Regions from separate parts of the Mus musculus genome. Here region 1 is linked to region 2. A link is a loop called in an ENCODE intact Hi-C map of the cell type or tissue named here. Cell type or tissue: heart. All regions are shown on one strand. Each heading gives the region's core, and the rest is flanking DNA. Links, peaks and the distances in the headings are about the cores only.

What was found. Hi-C counts contacts between places; a loop is a spot of excess contacts. Peaks named below come from ENCODE experiments on the same cell type or tissue, not always from the same donor. Only the 100,000 strongest peaks of a DNase experiment are listed, where the experiment ranks them.
Region 1: a loop joins it to region 2, with 2.8 times the contacts of the local background. A loop is called at or near these places in 5 of 42 quality-filtered maps.

The regions. Positions count from the first base shown.
Region 1 is chr9:48,704,262-48,712,426 of GRCm38, forward strand. The region is part of intron 4 of Zbtb16 (zinc finger and BTB domain containing 16); the gene reads right to left. Among named protein-coding and RNA genes, the nearest start is that of Gm32280, 38 kb to the left of the region's middle. In heart, for the core only: no CTCF peak of the experiment used is centred there; DNase peaks (open chromatin) are centred at 3,040, 3,240 and 3,380; H3K27ac peaks cover 1,343 bases.
Region 2 is chr9:48,644,461-48,652,625 of GRCm38, forward strand. Zbtb16 (zinc finger and BTB domain containing 16) reads right to left here. Exons shown (of 7, transcript NM_001364543.1): 7 at 7,337-8,165. Among named protein-coding and RNA genes, the nearest start is that of Gm32280, 22 kb to the right of the region's middle. In heart, for the core only: CTCF peaks have their summits at 4,844 and 5,973; DNase peaks (open chromatin) are centred at 4,191, 4,921, 5,591 and 5,701; H3K4me3 peaks cover 1,263 bases; H3K27ac peaks cover 1,106 bases; H3K27me3 peaks cover 1,255 bases.

The DNA.
Region 1 (8,165 bases), core at 2,374-4,873, 59 kb after region 2:
TTAATGATTGTACAATTATCTAAATGTTTAACAGACATGTTATCTAAGTGAGTCGGATTGAGATTCCATCTCGCTGACAATAAACATCAATGGCGGAGCAGCAAGCGATAGGCAAATTATAGCGAACCCTGCAATTTCGATGCTATTAAATTTGGAGGAATAACAGCCTTGAGGCCTGTAAACTCTGAATAAAATAGGCCCTTGTGTTTGTCCAACTATTAAATCAAAATGCTACCAACATTCTAGAAAAAACAAGGCGATTTATGGCTTTTCAGATTTCAGTTACACATAGGTTTTTACTAACTCCTTTCTGTCAGCAGGCAGCAGGGTCAGCCCTGGAGAGAGGGGAGGGTGCTGGGAAGGAAAGAGAGAGAGAGCAGAGAGAGGAATGGGGGAGAGACAGAGGAGACCTGTAGGGAGAATAAGGCTGGCCACAGGGACGCTGATGGTGGGCCAATCTGAATGGAAACTCTGGGCAAGAAAGACATGGGAAGTCTCCAGTACAATTTTGTCCACTGTTGGGGTGCCACCTGCATGTAGTTCTACCATATGATCAGTCACATCATTTAAACTTCTCAGGACCTATGACTGCCCACCCACCCTCACCCCCACCCCCACCGTCATGCACACTAGCTGAAGGCAACCTAAGACCTCACAGAGGGGCAAACACTTCTCTTCCCCTTTGGCTCCTAGAGCGGAAACAGTATGCACTGAATGCAAAGCTATAGAGCTTTGAATAAAGAAAGCAAAAGAAACACCATCTACAGTTGAGGAAAAGAAGCTGCGTATCCAGAGTAAAAGCAGTCACCACCACTAAGACACACGCTGTTCCCTAGGAGTCCTGACCATTTTCCAGATACTGTTGTATTGTTTACAACAGGTGTGTGTGTGCGCACACGTGCGTATGTATGTATGTATGTATGTATGTATGTATGTATGTATGTATGTATGTAAAAACACTTGACGCAAGACAGATTAGAGAAGACTCAAGCTTCCTGACTCATCATCTTGAACATCCACTTCCTGCCAGGCATTCTGTTGGGGCTCTGGGGTAGGGGGAAGAACAGAGGACAGGACCCACATGGGCCTCATTGTCTTTCACCTCCTACCATGGCAAGAATGATGTTCGACAGTATTGTTAGCAGAGGGGGAGGCAGTGTGGTACTTGAAAGAGACAAGTTCAGTTCCCAGCAGCCACATCTGCCTTGAATTTTAGTTCCAGGGGATCTGACACATAGTCTGGCTTCCTCAGATACTTGCATCCCTAAATATGTATATAATATGTATATAAGTATATATGGATATGCCCATGTAGCCCAGGCTAGTCCCAAACACCATATCACAGAAGGTGACCTTGAACTTCTGATCTTTCTGCTTCCACTAGCTGAGTGCTGGGACTATAGGCATGCACTACTATGCACAATTTATGCAATGTTGGGAACTGGACCGGAGGGAGGCTTTGTGCATGCCAGAAACTCTACAAACTGGGCTACGCCCCTCACTGCCGCCTCCGTATTTCTAAACAAAGTTGCTGAATATGAAGACTAGCTGAGAAGAATTCACAACAATGTCAATACAAGATCAGATCTTAGATTCTTCCCTGGATCACACAGTCCCTAAACAGCAATTTTTCTTGTCCAGTTCCCACCCTATACATGTGAGAGTTAGAAAAAAAAATGAAGCTTTTTTTTTTCTGTGTCATAAAGCACATTTGTGGTGGAAATGGGATGATTAAAAAAAAAAGCCTTGTTCTCCTTTTTCCTGTGATATTGACCCTTTCAAGTACCACACTGTCTCCTCCTCTGTCAACAGCAGTGTCCAACATCATTCTTGCCATGGTAGGAGATGCAGAGCAATGAGGCCCGTGTGGGTCCTGCCCACAACTCCTCCCCTACCTCAGGGTCCCAACAGAATGTCTGCTATGATGTGGATGTTCAAGGTGATGAGTCGTCTCTAGCCTGTCTTGGGTGGCATCTTTTTACCCATCTCCAGACCATCAAAGACCAGTGATTTGCCCAAACACTGCCCAAGGCAGTAACCTCTTCATGTGACTAGTGTGGGAATGGAGCTGTATACCGGCAATGTTAGTACTTGGGAGGTGCAGGCAGGAGGTATCAGAAGTTGAAGGCCAGCCTCAGCTAACATAGAGAGTTTGAGACCAGTGTGGGCTTAATGAGAGAGGGAACCAAGGGAGGGGGAGAAAAGGGAAGGAGAAAAAAAGAAATACTGAGGTTGTCAGGTAGAAGTAATTGCTTCACAAGCCTATCAGTTTTAGCCCCCAGCGCCAGGGTTGGGGGGTATAGTTCAGTGATAGAGCGCTTGCTTAGCATGCACAAGGCCGTAGGCAGGTTCCCCCTCCAGAGTCACATATACAATCTTTTACAATCAAAAACGGGGGCAACGGTATTGGGTGTGGGGCTAGAGAATTGTCAAAGCAGTTAAGAACATGTGCTGCTTCCGCAGCAGACCCAAGCTCAGGTCCCAGGACCCACGTTTGCCTTTTACATATAAGTACAGGTGTCTGAGGAAGCCAGAATACGTGTCAGATCCCCCAGAATACCCACACGCACATAATCCAAAATAACTCTTTAAAGGTATTGGGGAGATGAAGCGGGAGGGCGGGGGGGGGGAGGGAACAAAAGCACTTTCAGGTAGCGAAACTGATCCGTATGGTGGACCTGTGTCATTATACGCTGCTCTATGCTCACCAAGACTGAGCTGCATGTCAGCTGTGGGCCTCAGACTGGCATGCTCAGTCCTTTCGGGTCCACAGGGTTAACAAATGAGCCGTGGCGCTGTAGGACACCAACAGCAGTGGAGGCTCTGCATGCGAGGGGACACGGGCACTCTCAGAAGTCTCTATTCCTTTTAGGACATTTTGCTTCAAGCCGAAAACTGCTCTAAAGATGACCATTAATGCCAGCTTAAAAAAAAATCACCATGGAGGGAAACCTCCAGAAGTTGGCTGGAGGGACCCTGGGGACTGGCAGGGGAGCAGGCAGTTTGTATAGACCAGCAAGTGACAGCTGGGTGGCCCCTCCCCGATCTACAGCAGGCAGCTTCCGCAGAGCCGAGAGATCTGTGCTTGGAAAATAAAACTCTATATTAGGCATCAAGCATGCCTTTATAGTAACAGCATGAAATTAGGTCAAGAGTAAATCTATGCTGGGCACTGACTGTACAAGCGGCAGCACATGACCCCGCCCCCCCCCTCCCCAAGTGCCTATGACGTTCTGTGGCCATTCTGGGATTTGAGCTTCCTCGTGTTAAATTCCTTGGCACACCATGTGAAACGCTATACGAATCACCTCTGATATTTATAAAAGTCAAACGCTATTATGCTTTCAAGGGTGAGAACCTGCCAACCAGCACGGAGTCTGTCTGTCCGGCTGATGACTCACACTGTCCTACCCTCCCCCGTACCTTACACTTTGGGCAGGAGCCTGAGGCTTGGTCCTTCCTCTTTTTTTTTTTTTTTTTTTTGTTTCATGTAAAGTATCAGGGAGATCAAGGTTATTTCTGATCATCTACCTCCTCTTCTCTCTCCTGTCTGCTCTGGGGTTGGGCTTTGGGAGGCGGAGACAGTGCTTGAGGCCTGGATCCCATCCGCCTGACATGGCTTCTAGGTGTCCAGCATGCCCTTCTAAAGCTAGGTCTAGGGCAAGGCTGGCTGGCAGGGATCCCGAGGAGGCATGGTAGTGTTTCCCCTTTAAACCTCCGGCTTTACCTGCTACCTTCCTGCATTCTTCCCACAGCCAGCCTCCATGAGGAGCCCTTCAAACAAGGGCTCTCTTTGCCACCTGAAGATCAGAGTCAAGGGCACGCCTCAATCTTTTTTTTTTTTTAAGTGTCACTGACATATCAAAGGTGAGACACGGGCCAGGAAAGGCAGGATGCCAACATCAGAGCTGGAAACACAGTTTGCCTTATCCCAGGAGCCAATCAGCTGCTGGTTATGTGTGTTCTTCTGGGATGGTTAATCTCAATGGTCAACTTGAGTGGCCTTGAGATAACTTGAGATACCTCTGGGTATGTCTTTGATGGCATTTCTCAAGAAGACCAACTCAAGAAGGAAGATCCACCCTGAAAGTGGGTAGTGACACTCTCTGGGCTGGAGTTTCAAACTGGAAAAGCCAGAAGGGAAGGGTGAAAAACAGGTGAATACCTCTTTCCCGTATTTCTGCTTCCTATTTTACTAAGGTGTCAGGAAGTAAGGAGTCCTAGCTGCACACTCCTGTTCCCAGAGAGCTACCTGCTGCCATGCTTTCTCCACCGCCAAGGACTGTCAGCCCTCAAACTGTGAGTCAGAACCCTGCCATGAAGGTCCTTCTTGTTAGGGATTCTTTTGGACATAACAATGAGAAAAGTGATAGAACCTTCTAGTCTGCTTTTCCCCTAAAGCAGGAAGGGTCCTTTGAGTGAGTGTCCATCAACGCCCACTCCCTGTTGAAAGGGAAAGGCAGAGTCCACAGCAAAGCCTCCACTGCCGGGTGTGTCCACGGCTTCTGGCTTGAGAGACCTGCTTGAAGCCAGTTTTAGGTCCATGAAAAGTAGCATCTAAGCACTTGAGTTTGTTTAAGTGGCTTCCCCTGTCACATGGCAATATAGAAACTAAACATTTTGTTTTCTAGGCCAGTCAAAGAAAGTCTGTATTTTGGAGTCAGGGGTGGGGGTTGGGAGAAGAGCAGAAGCTTGAGCTGAAAATGAAATGTCATACAAGTCCGACCTAATTCTAGTTTGATCTTTTTGAGCGGAGGGTTCTTAACTGGGTACCTTTTCCAAGCATGGGCTTTAAGCCTCTGGTTAGATTCAATGCCAGGCCCCACAGGAAGAGGACACCACTTAAAGAAGGGATTCTGGGACACAGAACCACAAGACACCACTCATTAGAGGTCTGTCTTGGACTGGTGTTCCCTAACCCCCAAGATCTCAGTGTTCTCCACCAAAGATGAGAGAGAAATAATATCTACCTTAGTCATGAGGAGTTAACACAGCTAGAGCTGTCAAGGCCATCTCTTCAAGTATCCATACCTAAGGCCAAGCTCAGCTTCCTTGCTCGTGTCTTTCCAGCACTATGGCCTTCATCAGGAAGGTAGGAACCAAATTTTAGTCACCATTATGAGTTATAGCCACAAAGCACCTGCTATTCCCTGGGTATAATGCTCTAAAACTCAGAGAGCAAGCGAACAAAGGAATGATGGACAACCCAGCTGGACAACCTCTTCTGATTGACAGAAAATGAGACTGTTAACTTGGAGATCTTCTGGAGCAAGGTTATAGCAGGAGGAGAGACTTAAAGACTTCTCCGGGGCAAGTTCATGGTTTAGTTGAACCTAGCTCCCTATATTAGGGGGAGGCGAATCCCAGAAATGGCCTTACTCATCATTTGCCTGCCTCTTTCTCTCTTCCATTTTGAGGAAGGGGTAGGATGATGCCCTTACTCCTCTCAAGCACACTTAAAGAGTGGGCACTGGAGGACACTTGCTCAAAGGATGTTTCCTGGTTTTAGGGCAAAGGAGACTAGAAGGTTCTACTATTTCCTCATGGCAGACACACAGGAGACGATCTCTTGGCTGGAGGGCATAGGTACGATCCCAGAAGTTCCTACACCTCCAATTTGAAAAAGCAGCTGGATGATAGGGGAACAGTTAGTTCCCCTATCATCATCACTACGGGCACGGCCCTTCCTCTTACCACCTACCTAGTAAGGGGATGAGGCTCTTCATCTCTAATAAGACTTGGATGATGCAGTAACAATAACCACCATTTCCTGAATGCATGCTCTATGCAAGGTCCATGCTGAGCGCTTCCGTGGTACCCCAAACAAACCAAGCATCACATGGTCCTGATACCGTGGCTGAGCAAAATGTGATTTAAAGAAGATGAATAATCCAACCAAGATGATAAACTTTATAAAGGACAAAGCTATTGTGTGACACTAGAGACCAAGTCCTGGACCACCATGCCGTGGTACCCCATACTCTACACCTAAGACTTAAGGCTGCGCGCGCAACTTCTCTCTATAGTGTATGACATAAAGCTAAACCACTAGGACCCACACTTGGCAAAGAAGCAATTTTTTTTTCAGATGTCATTCCACCCATCCATCTGCCTTTAGTGTGTTGAGTCTCCTGTAACGGTCATGCACCGGTATGCCCACTCCTTCTGCTCCTTGACTCTTGTCTCTCAGCCTGGTTCCCATACAGACCAGCCTTGACCCTAACTCCCCCATATTCACACCACAGTAGCTCAGATTTCTGTATGGACGCCGGAATTGAAGGTTCCTACACGTGAATCTTCCCAGCCTCCTCCCTGCGAGTGCCTGCCTTCTCCCTGGGACATGATAAAGACTGCCCCGGCCACTCCCCCTTGAGCCCAGCAGCCAGGACACTCCTGCTCTCTCATTACCGCCATCCAGTACAGTCTGTTGTCCCTAGGCCTGTTCAAGTCTCCAGAGGGAACATACAGTGACTTGAACAACATTATGATTTGTAAAAAAAAACCACTCCTAATTAGTTTGACTTTGAATAAAGAGGGTAATTATTTTTAAATTTATTAACTGCTGCCTGGCCGGAGAAGTTTCCAGATCAAATGACAAGGAGAGGCTATTTCTGCTCAGTGATGTAGCAATTTATATTACTGATCGGTCATTAAAACCTCGGGCACAAGACCACTTCTGTTTCCCGAGCCAAGATAGTGTCCGAGTGTCAAATTTCAAACCCAGAGTATAAATTAAGCCATTAATGGTATTTATCAGTTTATCTGGACTTAAAGAACTACTTACTAAATTAAGACGCTCCTGCTACTGAACCCAGGAGATGCCTTGGCTGTGCATATGACTGTGCACACACATGCACGTGTCTTCTCACTCTGGTTTGACTGAAAAGGGTAAAAAAAGAAAAAAACGGAAAAAAAAAACTTCTGATGTGTAAATGAAGTATGAGCCTCCTGGGAACTGCCTAGCGGTTAATTCCTGCAACCCAAACATTTTGGAAGCAGCAGTGTTTTGCAGTATGTATCTGTCATAATATAAAAGGTGTAAAATGATCTCTGTTTATCCTCCTCAAAGTCTTTGCTGTACCCAAACAGAAAGCCAGGATGTGACAACAAAGCCCGAGCCCAGCCCCCGCCTTAAGGATGGTCTCCCTGAAGCGGCAGCCTGAGCCCATGGAGATCTGGGGGGAAGAGGGCATCATGCACACCAGGAAAAGAAGAAATCCAGGCTAAGTGGAGTCGGAAGGGGGAGAGGTGATGGGACCATCTGCTCAGCTTGCACTGGAACGACAGCCAGCTTCTACTACGTTCAGGGGCTCGATAATAATCTTCCAGACACTGTACCTCCTACCCTGTGTGGTATCTATCCTGTGTTGGCTGATCCCTCCTCATGTGGAGCCCGTGGTCAGGGAATGCCCAGGCCAACCTGAATCAGGGAAATTGTATCCTATCCTGACATGAAGCTGTGGGCATCAGAGCACTGGGAATTCTTAAGTTAAGTGGGTCACGAGGATGGCCAGGACAGGGCCACGAGAGAAACAGCGGCAGCACAGGCTCTCCCTGACCTGCTCAGGCCACAGGTTCACAGACCCAGGAGCATGGCACCGGTTGCTGAGGAGCTATAGAAGGGCACTGAACTTGGAGCTGGGTCAGGTTTCAGCTCTACACTTCCTGCTCGGTACCTAGTTCGAGGCCTCCATTTTCTTATCTGTAAAACTGGTCTGCTGAGGCAGTTTGTCAAGTCATCAGCGGAGTCTTCTCTCCCCACAGTCTCTGTTGCTTTCCTCCAGATTGCTCGTCTGTTCTGTTAGCTCTCTGGTGACACCTGCCACCTCACTTGGCCTGATACTTTTGATACTTCCTGTGGCTTTTTTTTTTTTTTTTTTTTTTTTTGGTTTTTTGAGACAGGGTTTCTCTGTATAGCCCTGTCTATCCTGGAACTCACTCTGTAGACCAGGCTGGCCTTGAACTCAGAAATCCGCCTGCCTCTGCCTCCTGAGTGCTGGGATTAAAGGCGTGCGCCACCCCTGCCCGGCTCCTGTGGCTTTATAGTCTTATTTTCTTTTTCTTTTTCCTTCCTTCCTTCCTTCCTTCCTTCCTTCCTTCCTTCCTTCCTTCCTTCCTTCCTGTGTCTGTCTGTCTGTCTGTCTGTCTGTCTCTGTCTCTCTCCT
Region 2 (8,165 bases), core at 3,603-6,102:
GGCTGGAATATGAAACCTTGAAGCCTCTCTTAGTGACTTACTTCCTCCAGCAAAGCTCCACCTCCTAAAGGTTCCACAAGTTTTTAAAATAGCACCACCTGCTGGCTGCTCAGGGTTCAAACACATGAGCCTGGGAGGGACATTCCAAGTTCAAACTGCTTTCAAGCCTCAGGAGAGAGAGACACGAAGTCCTGTGGTAGGCAGAGGCTAAAACATCCAGCATAACTCACACATGGAATAACAAGAAACTCAGGCCAAACCCAGTATAGACCGTAGCCTACAGGAGTCCAGGGCAATGTGAGGAAACCCAGGATTAGTATATGAGTAGATATTGCCATCAATGAATGAATTCTCAGAATCTAACAACTTTCCAAGAAAACCCAGATGTTTGGGTTTTCTTAGCTGTAAGAGAACTAACAGGTCCTCCATCCTAAACTGCAGAAAGACTGGTTTCCATAATTCTGGGAATGGGCAGGTCATGGAGAAGTGAGGCCCCAGAGAGAAATGCATGAGCCAAGAGCTTAAGAAGACCGTGGGATGCGGAGCACAAGAGGAAGGGTTGACATTTGACAGGGCATAGATACCCTACGTCATACACCCGGGATCCCAGAAACCCACAGCACTCGGGGGCTTCCCTCTCAGAGTTCATCCATGTTGGGAATTAGTGGCAGTCCCCAGTCTCTGAAGGCAGACAGGGAGCCTGTGGGGAGAGAGAGGCGCCATGAGACCCTCTGGGGCTTCATGCCATGTTGTCCATGTGATTCTTGTTTTTTTTTTTTTTTTTTTTTTAATTTTCTTTGAGATCAGAGAAATCTAATTTAGACGGCCTAGCCTGATCTCAGCTGCTCTGTGGAGAATTAACGGGAAGATCAAGCTCTGGTGGGGCAGAGAGCGGAGGTTAGTCGTTAAGAGATTTCTGGGAGCTGGGTCGGTGTCTCTCAGGTCAGACACGGGAGGTCCCTGTGCCCTCCCTCTGTCACTGTGACTTCTCATCTGCCTGACACCACGTGTGCATTTCCTTCTTCTGTCCACCTGGGGTCACTAGAAGCTTACTTTATCCTGAAGACCTTCCACCTCCACCCCAATAGATATCAGTTAAAAAACCAAATGCTGCTTTAAAAGAAGTGGGTGGGAGGAGAACTAACAGGTGGTATGGAGCCAGGGATTTTCTCTGAGGCTATGTAGAGCTAACCAGAGTCATAGCTAGAAATATGGTGAGAGATATCTTCTAACCCATTCTAATGCAACTGTCCGAGGTGGCCAGAGGTACCAAGGGACAAGGGGAAAGACACTCAATGGCCCATGGGTGGGGACTCAGGTATCCGAGTGAGGAAGAGCCACAGTCTCGAGAACAGAGGCCAATCCAGCTAGAGATGGGCAAGGGGAGGAGGAGTGTACAGTGTTAGGCTTTTACATTGCCCTGGAGGGACAGTCCTGTGTCAGGGCAGCAGCCACAGCATTTCATTTCTAATTTTTCTGAAGCTTCTGGAACACAGGGACATAGGTTGCCCCACTGTCCCCATACACAGTCTCCTGTCATTTCTTAAAACCAGCCTGGAGGTGGTGTTCAGTTCCAATGGCCTGTTTGGGCCTTCCTTGGTAAAGAAGCTTTAAGGATTTGAAGTCCATCTGGGTCTGCTGATCCCTCCGGGTGAGGTGAGGGTTAAATATGAATTAGCGTTTGAGGGTTGGGAAGACTGGGATCTAAATCGCCAAGCGTGCAACGGGAGAAAAAGTAAAGAGTGAAGATGCAGTGGCTCAGGAGGACTCCCGGAAAGATCCTTTTGACCTCCCATAATCAGGTTGTGTTTCTCCCCTGGTATCATGTGAATCATAGTCTCTGCTTACCCATCCTCACTCAACCAAGACAGTTATACCCGTCACTTTCCAGATGCCTGAGCAGTATACGCACCTTCAAGCACTAGCCACTAGGTGGAGACAGAGTCCTACTTATGCTGTCAAGTAGGCATTCTGCTCATTTCAGGCCACGCAAAGGGGCTTCTGGACTAGGAAGAGACAGACACCTAGGCCTCTACCTCCCCTTCCAGGCCATCCTGTGCCTGCCACATCCCCTTATAGCTTACATTGTCATAGGTGTCTTTACAAAGTTGATTTCTAAGGGTCTTACCCAGCTGACATAAGTGCCTGAGGGTAGATGGGCTAAAAATTGCTGTTCCGTCTCACAGTTGAGAAGAGAAGACCTTGGAGAACCTTAATACAAAATCAAAGCCAAACAGAGTATGGCAGAGCTGGCCCAAAACACAGCGTCCTTTTGACTATGAATTGAGGTTCTTCTTGCTAAATTCCAACTGTCCCTTCTCTTCAGAGGTGTGGCAATGGGACAGCCACTGAGCTGAATCTGAATCAAAGTGGAGGCTGAATGCTTGACTCCAGAGGTCCTTTTGAGGCCCTTCCGGTCTTCAGAATGCTGCCGAATCTCATGGCTAGAACCCAGTGTAAACTCAAGGACTCGAGGGCACCAGAGAAACTGTCGGTGGCTGTGGCAGCCGTGAACCTCCTGGACCACAGAATGGGAAGGAGGCGAGGTACCTTGTCATAGGTAGCTGAGTGTCCTTGCAGGGCTTCCTCACCAGGGTAATGAGACCTGACCCAGGCCCACCCTGGAATGCACCCCTGGAATGTTCCCTGGTTTCCAGCAAATTCTGGCCAAGTACATGAGTAGGACAGACAACCCTGAGGAATTGTGGGATTTGACTCAGTACATGGAGGGATTCCTTCCTGGTGACAAGGGGCGGGTGCTGTGAGAACAGGCGACAGAACAAAACTGTCAACCCTGGATGACAGGATGGAGAGGAGGCTCTTCCCTTAACAGGACCGTGTGTGTGTGTGTGTGTGTGTGTGTGTGTGTGTGTGTGTGTGTGTGTGTGTGTGTCACAGCCTCTGTTTACTCCCCTGTAAAGAGGAGCCAATAGCCAGTACTTCTCCACAAGAGCTGTGGTGCTGAACGGAAGCAGATTCATTTCATGTCCTGTAGATGAAAGGCGTCCCACCTTCCCTCCACTCACCCCTCCAGCTGGTGAGCTCTGGCTGTTGTCTCTCCCACTGCCCAAGAGTCAGACAGAAGGAGCCCAGCGTGGCAGGACTACGGTGTGGACAAAACCGTGTTCTCTCGCTATTATCTTGTCCAGGGAATTCAGTTAGGGTGGTAAGTTCGGGGGGCTCTATGTCAGGCTGAGAGAAGCTGGGCAACAGAGAACAGCCAGAGGTGTGTAACAAGGAGCAGCTGAAAGCCACTGGGCTTTGCTATTAATGTAGTCAGTAAATAAATAAAGGAGGGCTTAAGCTGAGTGTACAGCAATCAGTTTGGAACTACAGGGTAATTAGCTCTGCAGGGGGCCGCAGGGCTGCAGAGTCAGGTTTAAATGAGAGAGTTCACTTTCACTGAGGCACCCCTGGGGTGCAAAGAAAGCAGCCTAGGGGAGTCAGTCCGCCAGCACTCCGGGTAAGGAGTGGCCAAAGAGCTGTAGCTCTGGGTCTGGGAGCACAGAGAGAGCTAGGGCCTCCCGGTGGGGCAAAGCCTTCCGGTCTGTGTGGAAACAGCTCACCCTAGACTGGACCAAGCCAGGTAGTCCCCAGCTATAAAATGCCACTGTCCTGAGCCTGTCACGCCTTCTTCCTTTAAGGTGACCTTAGGAACAAATACAGGCGCAAGAGCCCACACTGAGCTACTCTACCTGCAGCATGGATACCAGTTCTTGATGTCATGGGGAGATGCCTAGGTGGGCATGTGAGGGGCGTCTTCCTATTTAGCTCCATTTCCTCACCCTTGGCGACTGCATCCTCAGTTTCAGTGAGCGAATTGCCTCTCTTCTTCCCTCTATTTTCCTTCCATGTATTCAGCAAAGATTTATTGGGCACCTGCCAAGTGCAATGTTAGGCTCTAGGAACACCAAGATATAGAACACACGGTTCCTAACCTCAAGGAACTCGATGTCTGGTGAAGGGAACACCGGAGAGCTTAGATGACAGTAATGCACTGTGACAAATGGCGGGTTGCAGGGTCTGCATAGCAGGGCACCCGATACAGTCTCAGGCATCTAGGGAAGGTCTCCTGAGAAAGGTAGCATTTGAGATGAAGCAAGACCCCGGGGAAAGCTGAGAGGACCAGGAAGCTTGCGTTGTGCTCTGTTCAGCTGGTGAAACAGGGTGACACAGGCCGCAGAGCACAGGACCCTAAGTCTCTAAAACCATCCTGGTGATCAAATTGACTCTAGCAAGGTAGGGGTGGATCTAAAGAACAGATTGGGGTGTCAAGCAGGGACTACCATTGAGGTCCCATGGGGAGTTTGGACCTATCCTAGGAGTGATTAAGGAGTTTTCAAAAACGTGATAAGTTGTCTGTAGAGGGGGAGCGGTGGGGGGATATATTCTCTGCAGGATGGAAGAGTAAAGGATGGATGGATGCTGGGGCGAGAGGGACTCTGCTGGCAGCTAGGCGGAAGGCACTGTGGCTGTGGGTGGAGGGAGAGGAGGTGCTGGCAGGATGGAGCAGTCCTTAGATTCACTCTTCTTTGTTTGATCAGCTACACTCTTGTGGGTCTTGTGCAGACTTCTGTTAATTCTGGGCTTCAACTCTGCTCCCTGAGTGACATCCAGAGCCACTAAAAAGAGAGCCAATCAAGGGTGTACCAGAACCTCGGCAGTAGTGACAGAGAGCACTGGACAGGAAGGGACCGCAGGGAAGTAGTGAGTAGAGGAGGCTCCCAGCCAACCAAGCCAAGAGCACAAGTGGGATGATCCCCATCCACCCAACCTGGACTCTATCTTTCCAGTCCAGCTGCCTGTCCCCTCTTCTGACCTCAGCCTCGTGCCCCGCCCCACCCCCACCCCTGGCGGGGCCTGCCCTAGAGGCAGTTCCCCATGCTGCGGGCTGGGGCAGAGGGCAGCTGCGGCCCGCTGCCCAGGGAGGGAGGAGGGGCTGCAGCAGGCCTCGGAGGAGCGTTCTCAGGCTGGCCTGGCCGGGGCCCCTTTCTCTCCATGAGATCATATCTGGGTCAAAGAGCATGTAAAGCAGGCAGACCCCGGCGGTCACACAAAGCCCATTCAGCCAGCTCCTATTCACTCACCTCCTCTCCCCAAGAGCCCGCGCCGCCGGGACCCCAGTGCAGTGCCTAAGCCCCAGCTTTGATGTCCAAGAACAGAAAACGGCGATTAAATGTTGTTTTAAAGAGGGAGTGCCCACTGCCCTCCCATCTGTCAAGAGAAAGCTGAGGCCTGAGGAAGGGGTGGGGTGCAGAGGGGGAGGGACGGAGTGCAGAGAGGGCGGGGCGGGGGCTGGCTTGAGGGGCAAGGCTTGAGGGGAGCAGATCCCAATCAAAACGTATACATCTTTGGCCAAGGACTGTTTTTGTTTTTGTTTTTGTTTTTAAGAAGCAGGGACACGTGACGTGGTAGTGAGGTACAGGGCAAAAGAAATATCCCAGAAATGAGAGTGAGTAATGGGGGAGAAAACGGAGGAGTGACAAAGAGAGATGCAAACCTGGGTGCAAGATGAGGAGAAAGAGACGGGAAAGGAGGACCAACAGAGGACCTAGGGCTCGGAAGAATGGAAGGCTTCCTGCCATGGGCTGGGCCTCTTCCTGGGAGGGTTGTTAGGGTTAGTGTGACTTCAGAGTCTCTCAGCTCAACAACCCGAAGGCCAACAGACCCAGGACCTGGAGAATAAAAACTGGAAACACACACACACACACACACACACACACACACACACACACACACACACACACGCATGCACACACACGTGTGTCAGTGGAAGTGCAGGAACTCAGGCTACACTGTTTTAGCGCTGTTAGTGACCCACTATGGAGGCCGTGACTTGGGTCTAGTGGGAAGACATGACGCTGGAGAAGAAAGGCAGAGATGTTATCAGGCTGTGCATCCAGGGCCTGAGCAGAGCTGCAGTTAGTGCTGAAGATGAGCCAGGTGGTGCTCTCCCCTGCAGCCGGGGACCAGATGGAGCCTCAGGCGTTGTAGGTCAGGCAGGTGCTATACCACTGAGTGAAAACCTCTAGCTATGCAACAGGTCATGACTGCCACAGAACCTTCTGGTGAAAGCTCTGTGTTGAGACAACTCCGAAGCTTGCTTCCCCGTGAAGAAGACAGAGGGCTATCGTACCTCAAGCCTGGGAAAAGCAGGCATCCTTTGGCATCTGATCTGGTCAGGGTTAGACCCCCGCATACTGACTGCATGAGACTGAGTGGTCACCACACACTTTGAAAAAAACGTGGCAGCTTCGGGAGTGCTGCTTCCTGAATTCCCAGTGCAGAAACTATCACTCAAGCCAAGAGTTTTTCTGAATGAAACTGTCACTTAGTGCATTGTTCCAAGGTCAAACGACATTCATACATTTAACACTGCTTCTCAACCCACACCCCAAAGCAAGGGTGTTGGGTTGATGAGATGGCTCAGTGAGAAATGGTACCTGCTGCCAAGCCTGACAGCCAGACTTGGGTTCTCAGGACTCAAAGGTAAACAGAGAGAATGGACTCCCTTTGTATTCTGGGATGGAGAGATGGCTCAGAGTACTTCTTGCTCTTGCTGAGGTCCCAGGCTCGATTCCCAGCCTGATGGCTCACAACCATTTCTGACCTTGGTTCCAGAGCATCTGAAAACTTCTTCTCACCTCAGAGGGCAGGCAGCAGGAACACATAGGGTGCACATACATATGTGCAGGAAAACCATTCATACACAGAACTCCTCCTCAACCTTTTAGTCTTCTAACCTCTATACATGTGCTTGGTGTGTGTGTGAGCGTGTGCACACATACTCACACGCTCACACACACACTAAATAAAATGTAACCGAAATATTTTAAAAGCAAGAATGGGAGCTAGTAAAATGGCTCAGTGGGCCAAGACCCTTGCTGCCAGGCCTAATGACCTGAGTTCAATCCTTGGGTTTGTGACTTGTAAATGTAGCATTAAAATGTCATGCAAAAAAAAAAAAAAGGCTGAATGTGGGGCTGAGATGGCTCAGTGGCAAAGGAACGTGCCATGGAAGGTTGGAGTAGATCCTCAGAACCCACACAGTGGAATGAGACTTCGAGAAGCTGTACTCTGACCTCCCACCCTCACCCCCCCACCCCCACCCCGCCGTACATGCACCATGGCAGATGTTCGTGTGTGTACCTGTGCATCTGTGCACACACACCGGTCACCAAATCACTAAGAATGCAAAACAATCAGGGCTTATACTAACACATTAACATTTCTCTGCCTTCATCTCCAGGCAGAAATCCCAGTTCCTCCAGTGTGTTCCCACCCAAGACAGGAAAGAAAGAGGTCGAGGCACATTTTTTAAAAAGGACACTTGGAGCCAGAGACAACTGAGTTAACTTTATTCTCTTCTAACTGCAGATTCAAGGTATACAACTGAACATCGCTATTTTTCTTATGAGACTTATAAATAAAAATACAAAAAATGTTCACTACAAAAAAATCTACTGTTAGTAGGATGTAAAAAATATTCTCTTTGCTATAGAAGGCACAAACTTCACTTGGTGACACATGGAGAAAAAAACCTGCAGCAGTAAATTCACTTTTTTTCCTTTTTTTTTTTTTTAAAGTCTTGTCAGAAACACTGAAGTTAACAAGAAATGCATCAATCTACACAGAAGGAAGGCAGGTGTGGGTAGGTAAGCGGCTGCAACGGGGAGCGCACTTCCAAGTGGACAGAAAGCAGTCTGGACTGGAGGCAAGTGAAGGCAAGGGGAGTGGTGAGATGGGGCTAACTGGAGGGAGGGAGTCGGACCTGAGGGGAGGAGAGGGTGGGTGGGGGGAGAGACAGGAGAGGAGAAAGGGGGAGGGGCCAAGGGTGGGGAGAGTGATTTGTACAACAACCAAAAGAACCAATAAAATTGAAGAAACAAAATTGGGCAACCTCCTAGAATTAGGCTAAGAGGAGGTGCTGAGGTAGACATTAACTAGAACATTGATGAATTAAAAACACTATTCTGTGATAACGAAGCAACTAGACTGGCACCTGTGCTCTCACATCAGACAAGAAAAAAAAAGAAAAAAAAACAAGAAAACAAAAAACAAAACAAAACAAAACAAAAACAAAAAAAAAACAAAAAAACAAGGAAACATGACACCCAAACCAAAAGGCTTAGTTTTGCTTGGTCCAACAGGGCCAGAGGGCCCTC